Regions from separate parts of the Homo sapiens genome. Here region 2 is linked to region 1. Evidence: chromatin loops called from intact Hi-C (ENCODE). Cell type or tissue: spleen. All regions are shown on one strand. Each heading gives the region's core, and the rest is flanking DNA. Links, peaks and the distances in the headings are about the cores only.

The links. Hi-C counts contacts between places; a loop is a spot of excess contacts. Peaks named below come from ENCODE experiments on the same cell type or tissue, not always from the same donor. Only the 100,000 strongest peaks of a DNase experiment are listed, where the experiment ranks them.
Region 2: a loop joins it to region 1, with 2.1 times the contacts of the local background. A loop is called at or near these places in 2 of 110 quality-filtered maps.

Annotation. Positions count from the first base shown.
Region 1 is chr15:44,590,369-44,595,368 of GRCh38, reverse strand. SPG11 (SPG11 vesicle trafficking associated, spatacsin) reads left to right here. Exons shown (of 40, transcript NM_025137.4): 26 at 1-110; 27 at 2,931-3,038. Among named protein-coding and RNA genes, the nearest start is that of EIF3J, 56 kb to the right of the region's middle. RefSeq lists an enhancer at 2,191-2,290. In spleen, for the core only: a CTCF peak has its summit at 2,242 (motif pointing left); no DNase peak of the experiment used is centred there; H3K27ac peaks cover 366 bases.
Region 2 is chr15:44,750,541-44,760,158 of GRCh38, reverse strand. TRIM69 (tripartite motif containing 69) reads right to left here. Exons shown (of 7, transcript NM_182985.5): 2 at 4,783-5,259; 3 at 3,696-3,791; 4 at 1,305-1,538; 5 at 497-519; 6 at 287-411. Among named protein-coding and RNA genes, the nearest start is that of TRIM69, 19 kb to the right of the region's middle. In spleen, for the core only: no CTCF peak of the experiment used is centred there; no DNase peak of the experiment used is centred there.

The DNA.
Region 1 (5,000 bases), core at 1-5,000:
CAACAGAGGACCATACCTGGAACCTTGAGGATCTTTCAGTCATCTGGAGAACATTATTAACAAGACAAAAGAGCAAAACTCTCATCAGAGGTTTCCAGCTTTTCTTTAAGGTAGTGATAGTTGCTTCACTTCTTTCCAGAGCTTAAGAGATTACTTCAGCATATCCCTTCTTGGCTTTTTCTTATTTCCATCCCTGGATTTTTTTTTAGCCAACAACAGATAATGATGATAATATTAGAAGTACCACTTACTGGCCAGGCGCAGTGGCTCACGCCTGTAATCCCAGCACTTTGGGAGGCTGAGGCGGGTGGATCACTTGAGGTCAGGAGTTTGAGACCAGCCTGTTCAACATGGTGAAACCCTGTCTCTACTAAAAATACAAAAATTAGCCAGGCATGGTGGCGTGGGCCTGTAATCCCAGCTACTCAGGAGGCTGAGGCAGGATAATTGCTTGAACCTGGGAGGTGGAGGTTGCAGTGAGCCGAGATCGTGCCACTGCACTCCAGCCTGGATGACAGGGCAAGACTGTCTCAAAAACAACAACAACAACAAAAGTACCATTTACTTAGCAAAGTCGTATTTATTTTATTTTGTTTTTTGAGACAGGGTCCTACTCTGTCATCCAGGTTGTAAGGTTGTAGTTCAGTGTCATAATAAGGCTCACTCCAGCCTCAACCTCCAAGGCTCAGGTGATCCTCCCAACTCAGCCTCCCAGATGGCTAGGAAAACAGGCACACACCACCATGCCTGGCTTTTTTTTTTTTTTTTTTTTCGCATTTTTAATAGAGACAGGGTTTTGCCATGTTGACCAGGCTAGGCTAGTCTTGAACTCTTGGGCTCAGTGATCCTCCTGCCTCATCTTCCCAGAGCACTGGGATTACAGGCATCAGTCACCACACCTGGCCCAGGGTGGTTTTTTGTTTTTTGTTTTTGTTTTTGTTTTGAGACAGAGTCTCGCTCTGTCACTCAGGCTGGAGTGCAGTGGCACGATCTCGGCTCACTGCAACCTCCGCCTCCCGAGTTCAAGCAATTCTCCTGCCTCAGCCTCCCGAGTAGCTTGGACTACAGGCGCGTGCCACCACGCCCAGCTAATTTTTTGTATTTTTAGTAGAGACGGGGTTTCACCATGTTGGCCAGGCTGGTCTCAATCTCCTGACCTCGTGATCCTCCCACCTCGGCCTCCCAAAGCGCTGGGATTTACAGGCGTGAGCCACCGCTCCAAGCCTCAGGGTGCTTTTTATACATTATTTTAGTGAGTTTTCACAATAATCCTATGTGAAAATAATATTAGATATTATGGGCCAGGCACGGTGGCTCACACCTGTAATCCCAGCACTTTGGGAGGCTGAGACGGGCGGATCATTTGAGGCCAGGAATTTGTGATGAGCCTGGCCAACATGGCAAAACCCCGTCTCTACTAAAAATACAAAAAAAAAAAAGAAAAGAAAAAAGCCGGGCGTGGCAGGATGCACCTGTAAACCCAGCTGCTTGGGAAGCTGAGGCACGAGAATCACTTGAACCCGCAAGGTGGAAGTTGCAGTGAGCCAAGATCACACCACTGCACTGCAGCCTGGGTGACAGAGCAAGACCGTGTCTCAAAAAAAAAAAAAAAAAGATATTATGAAGTGATGTTGCTCTCATTTGACAGACTAATAAATCAAGGCTCACAAAACTTAAGTAACTTATCCAAGGTCTCAAAATACTTCAGTAAGTGGTGTATTTACAGTTCAGAGCCATACTTTCTAATTCAGAACTCCTATTATCTGACTGAGCGACTCCCACTGACAACAATAAAATGTATGAATCAGTGCCACAGGCAACAGTAGGTAAGGTGGATCAGTAGAGCAGATTATCCAGGTGTGTGTGTTTAAAATGTTATGCCTGGGCATGCTAGCGCACACTTGTAATGCCAGCCCTTTGGGAAGCCTAGGCGGATGGATCACTTGAGTCCAAGAGTTCAAGACCAGCCTGGCAACACAGTGAACCCCGTCTCTACAAAAAATACAAAAACTAGTTGGGCACGGTGGCACGCACCTCTAGTCCCAGCTACTCTAGAAGCTGAGGTGGGAGGATCACCTGAGGTCAAGGCTGTAGTGAGTGAGCTGTGATCATGCCACTGCACTCCAGCCTGGGCGACAGAATGAGGCTATGTCTCAAAAAAAATAATAAAAAATAATAATAAAGGTGTCATAGCACCATCTAGTGGAATGCTTCCTGCCTGTGTGCAATAGGCCAAGTATAGAGTAGACAGAAAATTGATTGTTGAGTAGGTATAACTGGACTGAGTATCATTTTTCCAAAAGGAAAAGAAATTATATTTAACTTTAACGTACATGATTTAATCTGTGAAGCTATTGCTAATAGCATTTCTTTTTTTTTTTTTTGAGGCAGAGTCTTGCTCTGTTGCCCAGGCTGGAGTGCAGTGATGTGATCATAGCTACAGCTACAACCTCTAGGTCTCAAGTGATCCTCCCTCAACTTCCCGAGTAGCTGGGACTATAGGCACATGCCACCACACTTGGCTAATGTTATTTATTTATTTATTTATTGAGACAGAGTCTCACTCTGTCGCCCAGGATGGAATGCAGTGGCACAGTCTTGGCTCATTGCAACCTCCACCTCCCAGGTTCAAGTGATTCTCATGCCTCAGCCTCTGGAGTAGCTGTGATTGCAGGCATGCACCACCATGCCTGGCTACTTTTTTATATTTTAAGTAGAGATGGGGTTTCATCATGTTGGCCAGGGTGGTCTCGAACTCCTGGCCTTAGGTGATCCCACTGGCTCGGCTTCCCAAAGTGCTGGCATTACAGGCATGAGCCACTGTGCCCTGCCTTATTAATAGCATTTTTAACATTCTCTTATTTGGCATTATTCATTGAAAAAATATTAAGTTCAAAATTTTGTAATTTTTTTCAAACTCTTTGTCAAAGGATTCCCCGTTACTACTGGTGATGGAGATGTATGAACTGTGTATGTTCTTCAGGAATTATAAAGAAGCTGAAGCTAAACTTCTGGAGTTTCAGAAGAGCCTTGAAACGGTAAGTTGGAATTATGGTGCTCTTTCTCACTGATCTGCACTTGGTTGGCATGCATGGACTTTTTTGTTTTTGTTTAAAGACTTGGTGTCTCACTCGGTTACTCAGGCACAGTGTTACGATCACAGCTCACTACAGCCTTGAACTCCTGGGCTCAAGGGATCCTCCTGCCTCAGCCTCCCAAGTAGCGTGGCTAATTTTTAATCTTTTTTTTTTTTTTTTTGAGACAGTGTCTGGCTCTGTCGCCCAGGCTGGAGTGCGGTGGCATGATCTCCGCTCACTGTAACCTCCACCTCCCAGGTTCAAGCGATTCTCCTGCCTCAGCCTCCAGAGTAGCTGGGATTACAGGTGCCCACCACCACACCCAGCTAACGTTTTGTATTTTTAGTAGAGACAGGGTTTCACCATGTTGGTCAGGCTGGTCTTGAACTCCTGACCTCAAGTGATCCACCCACTTCAGCCTCCTGAAGTGCTGGGATTACAGGCGTAAGCCACTGCACCCGATCATTTTTAATATTTTTTTTATAGAGAAGAAGTCTTGCTTTGTTGCCCAGGCTGGTTTGGAACTCCTTGCCTCAAGCAGTCCTCCTGCCTCGGCCTCTCAAAGTGTTGGGATGACAGGCATGAGCCACCATGTCCGGCCACACTGGTCTTCACTGTAATGAAGATTTGAAAGTTATATATTTGAAAATACCAAATCAGTTATTTGAATATGCCTAGGATTCTAAAACCACAGAAAATAGGCACATTAATTTCCTTAGCCTATTACTCCCTATGGCCAGTTGGCTACCTCCCAGGTATCTTCTTATTCTTGCCTGACCAGCTTAACCAGTTCCATCATCTGTTCACATTTGTTCCTCTTCTTAGAGCAACAGAGTTAGGTATACAAGTAATTAAATAAAGACTAAGCACTAATGCCCTAATCCCAGCTAATTTTAACAAGGACACTCAGGAGGATAAAGAATCAAGAAGAGAAATATTTTTTAAAAAAGAATAGAAGTATTATATAACTTTTGTTCTTCTAAACATCAAAATCCAGTCAGAATGGTTATAGAAAACATTCAGGAACAGTGTCTAAGCAGGAATAGTAGCAATTTAGTGAGCTGACTACCAGTGTTCTTTCTCATAATAATTCCCTTAAACAACTTTGCATTAAGGGAGATGCTGCAAAAGCAAAATGATCTTTTTACTTAGAGTAGGTAAGTCCTATTGGAATTTAAGAGAAGAGGATGAGAAATGGACAGGGAGGACCACATAGGGCATAGGAAAGACAGTAGAGAAGGAAATTCATTCCAAATAGAGGTAAGAAGATAGCAGTAATGTGACACATGATTTTATAAACCATTCCTTAATTTAAGATCTTGGCAGTCTTGAGAATTCCATTGAAGGGAATATTGTCTTCTAAAACCTACGTCACAGCCAAAAAGCCCTGCATGTTAAACTTACCTTCAGAATGACTTTTATGGTGTGTTCAGAAGTATACAGGAAGTATTCAGCCAAGACTAGGGCCTAACTCAGCACTAGGCACAGAGGTACTGAATTATAAGTTTTTGGTGCCTATTAACATATACGTGTTTTGAAACCCGGCAGTTAAGTTTCTATTCCACCAAAACGCCCAGTATTTTTTGTGATTATGTTGTATGAAGTCTAGAGTGAACTACGAGACTATAGTGACTGAGAACCAAATATTAGTCTTCCAAAAATAATACGAAGCAAGAACCAAAGTAAAAATCAGGAATGAAGTCACAAAAGAAGCATCTGTTGGGCGCTATCATCATAGCTGTAATCCCAGCACTCAGGGAGGCAGAGGTGGGAGAATGGCTTGAGGCCAGGAGTTCGACCAGCCTGGGCAACATAGTGAAGACCCTGTTCTTTACCAACACAAAGGAAAGAAAAAAAAACAGCAGCAGCAGGTAAGAAAGCACCACTCCTCTGAAATCAGCCTTTTCCTGCAGCATCCTAGAA
Region 2 (9,618 bases), core at 2,779-7,778, 160 kb before region 1:
AACAAGATAAAATTTTGGCTGTTGCCACATTTCATAAATCAGTCAAAATCATATGCTAAGAAGTAATCCTGATATCAAACTCATATCTATTTACCAGCACAAAGTCATAAATTCTTAGGTCATGGTACTAGAAGAAATTCAGTCATACCAACTAGCCTCCTTTTGGCCAAACTGTACCCCTTCCCTATCCCAGACTGTAAAAACTTAATTAGGGCCACAGAAGAAGTCCCACAGATTAAACGTAGATTAGGAGCCTCAAGAACCAATAGTTACTACCCACTGATACCTGGGCAGAGAGTGTCCTGCATTTCCCTCCATACCATGTACTGGATAGGACCTTTGTACTGGCCCAGGTTCAGCTTTCTGGAAATAAGCTCTCTGGTTGCCAGCACCTTCATTCCTTGCTCCAAGCTGCAGGGCACATAAATCATTTATCCTTAGACATCCTCCAGAGACTCAAGGAATGATATTAATAGTACCATAGGGAAACACTTACCTATGTAAGAGAGTTGTGATGTCCTAGAAGAAAGGAGAAAGAGAGACATCAGATGCCCGTTCATCAACTCTCAAAATTTCTTTGGTGATACCAGCCACCACCAGAATTTGTGCAGATGGTCCCGAACTCATCTCTACCAACTTCTTTCATCCTTCATACACTTTTTCTAATCTTCATCCCTGATCCTAACCCAGGTTAAATTGATCTTTTGCTCTTTCTAGAGTTCTCTTCTACAGGGAGCAAGACAGAAGCCAATAAGACAATACTTAAGGTTAAGCTATCTTTACCTATACTTTCAAATAGTCTCAGAAGAAAAACACATTAGGTATCCCAGTCCCAAGGCCACTTTTCCTTACTCTAGCTAATTAAACTTCTGAGTGCTGAGATGGTAACCAACGCTTCTTTAGAGGTGAAGCTTAAGAAAGCAAAGGTTAGAAAACAGCTTTTCAGACAGGTCAGCTTATGATTGCTGAGAGCCAAAGATACAACTCAGGCTGCAACATTTTTATTTTTGAGAAATAAAGCATCAAGCTCTTTATGGAAAAATATTAAACCATTACTATATACTATTATTAATGGAATTTAAAAATCGTATTTCCTAAGAGGATGAAAGTAAAGCTTTCTGCTGTGCGTATAGCTGAAGCAGCCTCCTCCTTTTCTTCCAGAGAATCTTAAAAGCACTATAACAGTTTTGTTTTGTTTTGTTTTGTTTTCCCTGGATGTGAAAAGCCACTTCCGCATTCTTTCCAAACCTCTTCCCCCCTCTAGGTAGGAAGGTACCCATAATCATATTGGTGTGGATTCTCACTTTGAGAAAGTCGAAGGAGTTCTGTTGTTCCGTCTTTGCCTGAATGCTCACCAACATATCCTTGGCTAAGAGACATTGCTCCTGAAGCTGGCTCAGATTCAACTCCATCTCCTCATTCAAGGCTTTCCCCTCTTCCCGGAGCTCAGTTAAAATGTCCTTTTCTTTGCTGTGCAGGAACTGATGCAGCTTTAGAAACTCCATGGACACATGTTGCTGCAGATGTAGCTTGTTTTCCTGGAAACCTCCATGATTATCACCATGGTTATTGCAGAGACTAGTGCTTGGGGATGGGGGCCCACACCACCAACACTCACACACTTGGTAAATACCATCACAGAAAAATGCATACAAATGGCTACTGAATATCAAATTCAGTCATACTAAAATGAGTCCTTTGGGAGACTTACTCCTTTTCCAACTAATTTAATAGTTCAGGATGAAATAGGCAAAAGTGACCTCCAGTTTCCTATTGCAGTACTGAGATGGTAACCAATGCCATATTAAATAAGACTGTGGAGTTAGTCAAACATTCTAGAATGAAAGATAATACCCTCCTAGATTGGTAATCCAAAAGCTGCCAAGTGGTACTGTTAGACTGGGGGTATTGGGAGGCTGGAAGAACTGTCCTTACCTAGAAATCAGAACTGGGGGAATGCCACTGTTACACTTGCAGCTTTTTCCTTGGGTTACCTCAACATCCTCACAGTTAAACTATTTGACATCCTGGCTTCTCAGTTCCTCATTCTCCTCATTTCTAGTGATTTCCACATTTATTGATTCATTCCTATAGTCTCACCTAGGATTTTATCACCCCCAGCAATTGTATCATCTCCAAAATAACTTTTTATGCACCAGGCTCACTCAGATACTCCTATTGCAACAATTATTGGATCTCATTGAAACCTCCTATTCACCGATCCCTCCATTTCTATTCAGGAACTTCTACCTTCATGTCCTCTCTTATCTAGCTTGGATCCCATGGTCCATAATTATTATTGCACCTTAAGATAGTCTTGGCTGGGCACAGTGGCTCATACCTGTAATTCCAACACTTATAGAGGCCAAGCTGGGAGGATTGCTTGGAACAGGAGTTCAAGACTGGGCAACATAGTGAGACCCAGTCTCTCCAAAAATAAAATAATTAGCCATGTGTGGCAAACTAGTCCCAGATACTCAGGAGGCTGAGGTGGGAAGATCTCTTGAGCCCAAGAGTATGAGGTTACAGTGAGCCCATATCCACCTCATCAATATCATCTTGCTTAGCATGTTCCAGCTTTATTGGCCTTTTCTCTGTTTAACATAGCAGCTAACTTTCCATCTCAGGACTTTTCCAGATACTCTTTTCTATTCCTAGAACATTCTTCTCCAGGCTACCTCCTTCATATCCCCACTCACCCAGTTCACTTGGATAAGTTACTTATCCTTCAATTCTCAATTTTTAATGTGACTTCTTCAGAGAACACCCCTCCCCCAGTCTAGATTATGTTCTCCATTTATATGCTATCATCATACCCTATACTTTCAGTTATAGTACTTATCACAGTTGTTATTTTATTATTACTCATGGGATTATTTAATTAACAGCTGTCTCCCATCCCCAATATCTAGTATTATGCCTGACCCACTCAATAAATATTTGTTAAATGAATGAATGAATGCTCACACTAATAGGAACTTTTACAAAAGGAACAAGATTTTCTGAAGACATCATTACTTCCATATATCCTTCTTCTTTCCCTGAGTCTGCATATTTTTTTCTTCCAGATGCCAAATACCTGAGAAGGCTCTTCTCCATAGAATAATGAATAAAGAAACAGAACTTCCAATTTAGCACCCCCAATCTAGGGACTGATTTGCCAAAGCTCTAGCCATTAATGTTGTCCTAGAGTGCCTATGAAGTTGAAAGTGCAGACAATAGCTTTATTTAGCTTGGAGGAAGCTAAGAAGATCAAATCAGCTGGGAAAAGCCTATGACCTTAGAGACCTAGTCCAGAGGTGTCTGGTTATAAACTCAAAGGAAATAAAGGTATTTCTTTGGACATAGCAATCTTTAGTGATTGATTTTTTTCTAATAAGTTCCTTTTTTTTTTTTGCCATAGATAAAGCCAAAGACCAGACACATTTCAACGCCACGACAGTCACCTGGTGACTGAACTATCGAAAAGATCAGCATATTAGGGGAAAGGTTAATCTGCTCTGTTGATCAGCTATTAGGAACCTACTCCACCACCATATTCCTTTCCACCCTACAGACTCAGTTTTCCAATTCCATAGCCTAGGTACCATTTAGTGTGTAGATAATATATGTTAGGCACCTTTGTACCCATAGCTGAAGTTACATGGAGGGTGTGTTCCAGTTCTATCTCATAACCCCTCTTTCTTGCTCCTCACCTTGTGAGCAGCAATAGCTTCCTTCTGCATGTTCCTCAGGGTCTGAAGCTCCTTCAGAGTTGTCTCCAGTTGACCCTGTTGGATGGCAAGCTCCTCCTGGGAATATCAAATAGAATTAACCCAGACTAACTCGGGAGATGAAGGACCATAAAGGACATCTTCCCCAAGGCCCCAGTGTGCAAGAAAAAAGCAAGCTCTTGCTGCAAAAATCTTCCCCTTCCCCTGTATCATAGTTCTTGTCTCGTTCAAGAATTGTGAAAAAGAAAAGAAAAGGCCGGGTGTGGCAGCTCACATCTGTAATCTCAGCACTTTGGGAGACTGAGATGGGAGGATCACTTGGGCCCAGGAGTTTGAGACCAGCCTGGGCAACATAGTGAGACCCATCTCAAAACAAAGAAAAAAAAAGAATTATGGAGTAAATTACAGCTTAAAACTTAGTTTTTCTCTCTTAGTAGCTAGCTACAGGGATTTGAAGAAGGGAATAGAACTCTACACATTTTCCACTCTAGTTATATACTGTTCTCAGCATCTATCATTTTACTTGTGTTGTTCTCACTTGGAACATTTGTTTCTTCCTTCTGCCCTTCAAAATCCAAATGATTTCCCAGTTCAAGTCCTTTCCCTTTCTTTCACTATATGTCCCCTATTTCATTTTTCTCTAATAGTCTCAGAAATTCTAAACCCTTAAGAATTACAAATGTGACAAAATTTAACTTTTAACACGAGGCTATCTTAATATTGCTTCTGTTGTTTTCTTCATTTTAAACTTAACCAAATTTTGAATTTTTTATAACAAGAGCAATATCTTATCTATCCATATTCTACACAGTGTTTAGCAGAGTGCTACCATGGCAGAGTTTAGGTACAGATTTGATTGAGGGAGTAAGCCAGGGCTCCTCCACTGTTCCTTTCCTATAAGCAGCAACTCTAGAAAAAGAACTTTGCAAGATACGTTGTACTTTCTGAGCAGTCTGGGCTTTCTAATCATCATTTGAATAAAGGGATGGGGTTGGAAGAAAGAAGAAGCCCTATGAAATATTTTTCCTAGTTTTTCTAAGGGATTGTTCAAGGCCCAGGGCTCACCCACCGTGAAGAAATGGACAGCATCAGAGATTTGCAGGAACTCCTTAGACTGCCCCACAGACAACCGAGCATCCTTGCATTGAAAGCAGATCAGTTTCCCATCTGGTTTACTGAACAGTTTCAGGTTCTCTCCATGCTCTGGGCACTGTGGATGGCCCTTGAGTAAGGGTAACTTCTTAATCTTCTCTACCAACTTGTCCAGTACAGGGTTGAATGTACAGTTGTTATACTGACATAGCATCTTACACTCAGGACAGAATGTTTCCTTTGCTTGCAGCCTCCAAAAGTCTTGGATACAGGCTTCACAGAAGTTGTGGCCACAGCTTAGCATCAGTGGGTCTCGGAACCAATCATTGCACAGAGGGCAGTGTAGCTCCATAGTAATATCTTGTATCACCACTTTAGAGGGTAGGTGGGTGATTGAATCATTCATTTCAACATAGTCGCCTGGATCGATGTTGGAGGAGGGGTTGGTGGATACCTTTAGAAAAGAACAGCTAAAATGAGTTTATCTTTCTTGTTGCCCATTTTAACACTCCAGGATGATGGCGCCATTCCTAAAGGAGCTGAAAATTGGTACAACTAAAGTAAAAGCACATAATCTCTCCTTTGAAAGTGAACCAGTAACTTGAGTGTTTTCTGAAATTATAGCGTATGATGCTATTTAAACTTTAATAAAGAATCAAGGCAGAGGAAGAAACAGTACTAAATCAAAGAAATGTACTTTGTTGTACATCTCTCTCTTTACCCACTTTCCCCAAGTGTCTTTTGAAAGTTTTATTTTTCAACTTCTGCTCTACTAGTTATTACCTTTATTTTATTTTTGTTTTCTAGAAATTATATACAAAGAATTGGAAAATCAATCAGATTCCTTAGTCAGTAGTGTGATATCGTCAACCATCCAGGGTCCCCTTCACTCCTTTTTAAAAAAACACATTTCAGGCCAGGCGCAGTGGCTCATGCCTGTAATCCCAGCATTTTGGGAGGCCAAGGCGGGCAGATCACGAGGTCAGGAGATTTAGACCATCCTGGCTAACACAGGATGGTTAGCCATCTCTACTAAAAATCTCTACTAAAAATACAAAAATTAGCTGGGTGTGGTGGCAGGCGCCTGTAATCCTAGCTACTTGGGAGGCTGAGGCAGAAGAATTGCTTGAACCCAGGAGGCAGAGGTTGCAGTAAGCCAAGACCACGCCATTGCACTCTAGCCTGGGCAACAACAATGACACTCCATCTCAGAAAAAAAAAAAAAAAAAGGAATGACCAACAATGAACTGAGCCTAAGAGATCCACAAGACACTATCAAACAGACATAATAAGAATTTCAGAAAGAAAGGAGAAAAATGCAGAAAGAATGTTTGAAGCAGCCGGGCACTGCGGCTCAAGCCTGTAATCCCAATACTTTGGGGTGCCGAGGCAGGTGGACCACCTGAGGTCAGGAGTTAGAGACCAGCCTGGCCAACATGGTGAAACCCTGTCTCTACTAAAAATACAAAAAATTAGCTGGTCATGGCGGCAGGCACTGGTAATCCCTGCTACTTGGGAGGTTGAGACAGGAGAATTGCTTGACCTGGGAGGTGGAGGTTATAGTAAGCTGAGATCACTCCACTGCACCCCAGCTTGGGCAACAAGAGTGAAACTCTGTCTCAAAAAAAAAAATTTTTGAAAAAGTAATGGCTGAAAACTTCCAAAATATGATGAAATTTTACATCCAAGAAGCTCAACAAACTCCAAGCAGGATAAATTCAAAGAGATCCACAATGAGACACATTATAATTGAAGTGTCCAATGACAAGGAAGGAATCTTGAAAGCAGCAAGAGAGAAATGACTCTTCACATACAAGGGATTCTCAGTAAGATTACTAGCTGATTTCTTTTCAGAAAATATGAAAGCCAAGAAGGAGAGAGATGACATATCTGAACTGCCGAAAGAAAAAAACTGTTAACTAAGAGTTCTGTATCCAGCCAGGCACAGTAGCTCACACCTGTAATCCCAACACTTTGGGAGGCCAAGGTGGGCAGATCATTTGAGCCCAGGAACAACATGGCAAGACCCTGTTTCTACTTTTTTTTAATTAAAATTTTTTAAAAATAAAGAATTATATATTCATGAAAAGAGGAATTAAGACATTCCCAGATAAACAAAAACTGAAGGAGTTGTCTAGTAGTCTTAATCTACAAAAAATGCTAGTAGATCTGCTCTAGAAGAAATGCTAAAAGGAGTCCTACATGTTGAAATGAAAGGAAACTAGGAAGTATCTCCAAGCCATATAAAGAAGTAGAGACCAGTGAAAAAGTAGCTACATAGGTAAAGTCCAATATTGCAGTTTTTGGTTTCTAACTCCTCTTTTTCCCCTATTCAATATAAAAGACAAATGCACAAAACAATAGTTATGTGTGTTAATGGATATGCAATGTATAAAGAGATAATTGGTGATAATAACAACAAAAAGGAGAAAACAGAGCTGAAAAGGAGCAGAGTTTTTATAGTAAAATTTTTTGCTTTGTACTATTAAAACTAAGTTGGCATTAATTCACCCTAGATCGTTATAAAGTTGACTAATTATAACCCCCTGGGTAACTACTAAAGAAAAAACTACTAAGCAATATAAAGAAAAAGAAAAGAGAAGAATCAAAATGTTATGCTAGAAAAAAATCAGTTAATCACAAAAAAGGGAAGTAATGAAGGAATTTAGAAACAAAAAAGCACATACAGAAAATAACAAAATGGCATAGGTAAGTCTTTATCAGTAATTACTTTAGACGAAATAGATTAACTTCTGATTAAAAGGCACAGATTAGGAAAATGGATAAAAATAATATGACCCAACTATAGGCTGTCTACAGGAGACTCACCTTAGAACCAAATACACAAACAAGTTGAAAGTAAAAAGTTGGAAAGACAATCCATACAAATAGTTACCCAAAAAAGATGGAGTAGCTCTACTAATATCAAGTAAAATAGACTTTAAGATAAAAATTGTTAAACTTGTTACAAGAATACAAAGAAGGATATTATCAAGGATATGATATAAAGGTCAATCAATCAAGAAGATAAAACAATTATAAACATATACACACCCAACAACAGAGCCTCAAAATACGTGTAGCAAAAAGAGACAGATGTGAAGATAGAAATAGTTCTAAAAAATCGTACAAAATATCTCTGACTACAATGGAATGAAACTAGAAATCAATAACAGAAGAAAAACTGGAAAATTCATAAATATGTGAAAATTAAACAACACACTCTTAACTAATTGGTCAAAGAAGAAATTATAAGTAATATTAGAAAATACTTTGAGATGAGTAAAAACAAAAATACAGGCTGTGCACAGTGGCTCACACCTCTAATCCCAGCACTTTGGGAGGCTGAGGCAGGCCAATCACTTGAGCTCAGGAGCTTGAGACCAGCCTGGGCAACCTAGTGAAACCCTGTCTCTACCAAAAATACAAAAAGAAAAAAAAAAAATTGGCCATAATGGAACATGTCCGTGGTCCCAGCTACTGGGAAGGCTGAAGTAGGTGGATCACCTGAACCCAGGAAGTGGAGGTTGCAGTGAGTCAAGATCACATCTACACACTCCAGCATGGGTGACAAAACAAGACCCTGTCTCAAAAACAAATAAACAAAAACACACAGCATGTCAAAACTTATGGGATACAGTGAAAATAGTGCTAACAAGGAAAGTTATAGCTATAAACACCTACATCAAAAAAGAAAGACCACAAATCAATAGCCAAAATTTTCCCTAGAACTGGAAAGAGAGGTACAAGCTAAACCAAAGATAGCAGAAGGAAAGAGTAAAGAATAGAGGCAGAGCATGGTGGCTCATGCCTGTAATCCCAGCATTTTGGGAGGCCAAAGCAGAAGGATCACTTGAACCCAGGAGTTTGAGACCAGCCTGGGCAACACAGTAAGATGTCATCTCTACTAAAAATTATAAATAATAATTTTTTTAAAAGGCCAGGTGTGGTGGCTCATGCCTGTAATCCTAGCACTTTGGGAGGCCGAGGTGGGCAGATCACCTGAGGTCAGGAGTTCAAGACCAGCCTGGCCAATGTGGTGAAACCCCATCTCTACTAAAAATACAAAAATTAGCTGGGCGTGGTAGCGAGCACCTGTAATCCCAGCTACTCGGGAGGCTGAGGCAGGAGAATTGCTTGAACCTGGGAGGGGGAGGTTGCAGTGAGCTGAGATCGTGCCATTGTACTCCAGCCTGGGCGACAGAGCGAGACTCCATCTAAAAAGAAAAAAAAAAGTTAGGTGTGGTGCATGCACCTGTAATTCCAGCTATTTGGGAGACTGAGGTGGGAGAATCACGTGAGCCTGGGAGGTCCAGGCTGCAGTGGGCCATGATTGTTCCACTGCACTGTAGCCTGGGCAGCAGAGTGAGGCCATGTCTCAAAAAAAAAAAAAAAAAAAAAAAGGCAAAAGAAAAGAAACAAAATAGAAAATAGAAAAACAATCTACTAAAAAGATAAAAAATCAGCCAGGCGTGGTGGCAGGCGCCTGTAGTCCCAGCTACTCGGGAGGCTGAGGCAGGAGAATGGAGTTAACCCAGGAGGCAGAGCTTGCAGTGAGCCAAGATCGCGCCACTGCACTCCAGCCTGGGTAACAGAGTGAGACTCCGTCTCAAAAAAAAAAAAAAAAAAAAAAAAAAAGAAAAAGTAATGAAATAAAAATGCGATTCTTTGGAGGGAAAATCCACAAAATTTAGAAACCATTAAGTAGACTGATGAAGAAAAAAAGAGAGAAGATTTAAATTACTAAAATCAGAAATGAAAGTGGGTAAATTAGTACAGATCTTACAGAAATAAAAAAGGATTATAAGAAACT